Linked DNA regions of Homo sapiens: region 1 is linked to region 2. Evidence: read pairs that join two places in POLR2A ChIA-PET (ENCODE). Cell type or tissue: Panc1. All regions are shown on one strand.

Region 1 (2,500 bases), 200 kb after region 2:
AATTTAGTTTTTTTTAATGGGAAGTGAAAAGCTGTGGTACCTTTCGGTTCATGTGACTTTAATCTTTGAGAAATAAAAACAGCCCTAAAGAAATATTGGTAAAATGCAGGTCAGATGCAAGGTTTGCTAAGTGTTGTGAGGTTACAAACAGCTTTTTGGGTTTTGAGAACTATTTGACTTGCCGGCTTCACAACTGGTATGGCCTGGGGATGTATGGAACTAACCACGCCCTTAATTAAGAAGGCAAACCTTGGTTGCAGTTAGCACACAAAGCAACCTACAAAGTTTTACCTTAAAGTTAAAAATTGCTAGGAGTTACCATTGTAACATATAATTGAGACTACTGAAAGTAGATTTACATGCAAGGTGTGTAAGAAAAGTAAAATGTGTTTTTTAGTAAAAGGGTATAAGAAGGCATGGAAATGCAAACTTTTGCCTAGGGTTAAAGGATTGTTTTGATTTAAATTAGGAAAAAGTTGAAGGTTCAATGAAGTGGTGGAAGAATTTTGGAAATTAATCTTGCAGAAGAGGTTCTTTGTGTGAACACATTAAATTCACAGGGGTTGTAAAAGGTTTTTGCTTCTTTACATTTCTAAGTCATCATTTTGGCAAAATAAATAATTTATGGTAATCTGGAACTCTATTTCATGTAATCTGGAACTCTACTTCATAATATCAAGTGTTTTAAACCTTGAACATTTAACAGCTTTCCCGAAATCAAACTTCAGTTTCAAAATTGTCTTCCCTGGCACCTGGCTTTTCGAATACTTCAGAGGGCCCCTGAAATATCCAGAAAAGAGAGGTAAATGGGATTATTTGACAGGTACATGGGATTGCCAAAATGATGTTCAATCTTTAGGTTATATTTTTGGTAAATAGTGCTAATATATATTCCAAGATTGTATGGGATTTCTAGAATTCTAATGTCTGAGTATATGCTATCAATCACGATTAAGGTTGTTATGTTAAGTTATTGTAAACTACAGAGATAACCAAACTTCTTTGTCAATTGTGTTTCTAACTGTAACTACCTTGGACATTTGCTATTCACCAACAATTGTCTTGTTTTAATCCTTTTCAAAAGATGGTTTATAATGAGGTATAGAACTTTAACAGGTGCTCTCAAATGTAGGCTTCTGATAACTTTAGAGATTGTAACATTGGAATAAAAGAAAATGTACAGGACTCATAAAGAGCTGAAATGCTCATGAATAGCAAGCAAACAAAACAATAGTTCACTAAATATAGACTGAACTCAGAAAGCTGAAGCAACCTTTTTGACTTTTGGTTGGAATATTGCTGATCCATGTTTTGTTTTTCAGAGTCAAGGAAACTTATTTTGAACTGTTTACAGCCTTTAATAATTAAGGTATATACTCCTGTGATCAAAATTTGGAGCATGTTTGTTTCTCTCTGCCTGGTTCCTCTAGAATTTGGTAACTATGAGTATTCTTAAGGCAGTATAGTTGTTTGCATCAGTGCAATAAGAATCCATTTTTCTTTTGCAAAAGGACACAAGTGGAGAAAGTAGTTATTTTACTAAGGCTTTGACTAGAAGGGTATGCTTCCCTTTAAGGAGTCAAGCGCGACTTGCAGAGCCAATAAAAGGCCCATGGGGAAACTGGCCTCATACCCTTGTCTATGCAGTCCCTGTACAGGGTTCCTGACCTGTGGTCAGTAAAGAATGTCACTTTCTAGCAGGTCCAGGAGCTCCAAGTTTATCTTGGGACCTTAAGAGGGAGGATCACCCAACTCGCAGGTATTTGAGGATACAAACCCATGGCTGGGCTGGGCTTTAAAAGGTCTTATCTGTGATTCCTCGTGGATCACACTTCCATCAAAGCCAATCCAAAAGGCCTATGTAGAAATAATTATTCTTGCTGCATTTTATGCAAATAATCAGGCCAAGTATAAGACTAAAGTCTATTTAAATAACTCGGTCCTATGATCATTTGTTTCTTAACAAAAATGAGGACTGGAGAGAGAGAAATTATGTTTCAAAACTTATATATTTGTCATTAAATTCTAAACTCACAAGTTGTTTTTAAGTTTTTGCCTACCGTTTAGACTAACCCTGCTTGTTCCTGTGAACCTACCAGTAATTTCTGGCTGCAGCTCAGAAAGAATGAAAGGGATGGGTAATGTGGAAATCTGGATCAGTATTTTAGTTCTGAGCAATTATTCTGCAAATCCTGCCAGGTGTTGGAATAAATAGGGTTCCCATGATGTGAAGGTTTCCTTTTGGGGAAAGTAAGACCAAGGGAACTAACCAAAGTCAAGCGCCATACACCCAAATCCTAGCAAGCATAACTATAGCTGCCAGCTAGCAGGGTGTGCCACAAGACATCCCCTTTCCTCTCCCTTGTTGGAGGAGGAATCAGTTCCACAGCTTCACCTTAGCATTTAGCTTATGATAAGGAGTCCATGCAACACCCCCAGAGACACATTTTTGTCCCAGATCCAATTCCAAGCTTTGGGTTAAAGATCTAGAAAGAAAACT
Region 2 (2,500 bases):
TTTTTTAAATGTATTTATTTATTTATTTTGAGACCAGGTTATGAAACTGGCTAATTTTTGTATTTTTGGTAGAGACAAGGTTTCACCATGTTGCCAAGGCTGGTCTCGAACACCTGGGCTCAAGGAATCCACCCGCCCTCAGCCTCCCAAAGTTCTGGGATTCCAGGCGTGAGCTACTGTGCCTGGCCTGTAATAGTAATACTATTATTGTGGCTAGAAAGACACCAAGCTTGAATTTGAATGCAAGTCTATATGAGTCCAAGGCCTCCTCTTTTTTCTTCATGTTATCTTCCCAAAACCAGGGTCATGTGACTATACCTGTAATTCACCATTTGTTTCACTGGTTTTTGCAATCTAAATCATACAGTTCTTTCAAGGCTAAAAAGTAAATCAAGCCCACCATAGTTTTTATGCTGGGGACTACTACCCCAAATCATTTTTTACTTCTCTTATTTGTTTTTTTTTTTTTTTTTTTTTTTTGCACTGTACACTACACGATCTAGTTAGTTCTCCATGGGTTGTCATATATTTTTTCTCTAAGCTATAAAAGTTAGCTGGCACTATTCACAATAGCAAAGACTTGGAACCAACCCAATTGTCCAACAATGATAGACTGGATTAAGAAAATGTGGCACACATACACCATGGAATACTATGCAGCCATAAAAAATGGTGAGTTCATGTCCTTTGTAGGTACATGGATGAAGCTGGAAACCATCATTCTCAGCAAACTATCACAAGGACAAAAAACCAAACACCGCATGTTCTCACTCATAGGTGGGAATTGAACAATGAGAACACATGGACACTGGAAGGGGAACATCACAACCGGGGACAGTTGTGGGGTCGGGGGATGGGGGAGAGAGAGCATTAGGAGATATACCTAATGCTAAATGACAAGTTAACAGGTGCAGCACACCAACATGGCACATGTATTCATATGTTACAAACCTGCACGTTGTGCACATGTACCCTAAAACTTAAAGTATAATAATTAAAAAAAAAAAAGAAAGAAAACTCCACCAAAAAAAAAAAGTTATCTTGGGCTAGCATAACAAACGAGATACATTGGGAGACTTAAGCAACAGAAATTTGTTTTTTTCACAATTCTGGAGGCTAATAGTCTCAGATCAAGATCTGGGATGGTTGGTTACTGGTGAGCATTTTCTTCCTGGCTTGCAAACAGCTCCATTCTCCCTGTGTCTTTATGTGGTGAAAAGAGAGAGAGGCAGAGGGCTCTCTGATGTCTCTTCTTATAGGACACCAATGCTATTGGATCAAGGCCCTATGCATATGATCTCATTCACCCTCAATTACTTCCTTAGAGGCTTCAACTCTAAATACAGCCACGTTGGAAGTTAGGGCATCAACATATGAATTTGGGGGAGACACAAACATTCAGTGCATAACCAAGTGCCTTCTTAAATGTATCTTGTCTTTCAAGACTTCAAGCAGAGAGACAGTATTGCATTTTTGACTTCTTTTATGTTTCTTGCAAAGGGCTTAGCTGTGACTAGACATGTAGTAGACTGAGCAATATACAAATGAAATCTATTTTACAAAATTTGCAAATCAAAATAAATGGAAGGACAATCACTATGATACATGGGTTCATGGATACTACTGTGAAAGAGGTCAGTGATAGAAGACTGAAGAAAGGGCAAACATTTAAAACTTCTAGGCTCTTTGACATTGAAATATATATATATATATACATATATATATACACACATATATATACATATATATATACACACATATATATACATATATATATACACACATATATATATATATATATTTTTTTTTTGAGATAGAGTTTCACTCTTGTTGCCCAGGCTGGAGTGCAATGGCATGATCTCATGATCTCAGTTCACCGCAACCTCCGCCTCCCAGGTTCAAGCGATTCTCCTGCTTCAGCCTCCCGAATAGCTAGGATTACAGGCATGTGCCACCACATTGGGAAAATTTTTTGTATTTTTAGTAGAGATGGGGTTTTCCCATGTTGGTCAGGTTGGTTTTGAACTCCCGACCTCAGGAGATCCTCCCGCCTCAGCCTCCCAAAATGCTGGGATTACAGGGGTGAGCTACCGCACTCGGCCTGACATTGAAAGAGATTAATGCCAATGCCCATGATGTTACAGTAATAAAATTAGGAAGGTGAGTGTAAATCAGCAAGAGTAAACATCAGTCTAATAGTATTCAGAGTGGTAAATAGCAGGAACGTTACAGTTCAAATGGTAACCACCACTTCCCAGAAAGAGGAATGCTTTTCTTTTTCCACTAGAATCTTGGAGTTTGCTTGTTATTTTTAACTGACTATCAGATGGTTTCCTCACCAGGGCCCATGTTGATGAAGGTAGTAGGGCACTAAAGCCAAGCATAACAAGAATTTTTTTTCTTTTTTCTTTTTTTATTTTTTGGATACAGAGTCTCACTCTGTCACCCAGGAGGGAGTGCAGTGGCGTGATCTTGGCTCAATGCAACCTTCACCTCCCAG

What was found. Peaks named below come from ENCODE experiments on the same cell type or tissue, not always from the same donor. Only the 100,000 strongest peaks of a DNase experiment are listed, where the experiment ranks them.
Region 1: POLR2A ChIA-PET joins it to region 2 with 8 read pairs; 2 of 35 experiments call an interaction of 5 or more read pairs at or near these places.

What each region holds. Positions count from the first base shown.
Region 1 is chr5:124,963,983-124,966,482 of GRCh38, forward strand. No RefSeq gene overlaps it. Among named protein-coding and RNA genes, the nearest start is that of ZNF608, 220 kb to the left of the region's middle. In Panc1, no CTCF peak of the experiment used is centred here; no DNase peak of the experiment used is centred here; H3K27ac peaks cover 1,311 bases.
Region 2 is chr5:124,765,701-124,768,200 of GRCh38, forward strand. No RefSeq gene overlaps it. Among named protein-coding and RNA genes, the nearest start is that of ZNF608, 20 kb to the left of the region's middle. In Panc1, no CTCF peak of the experiment used is centred here; no DNase peak of the experiment used is centred here.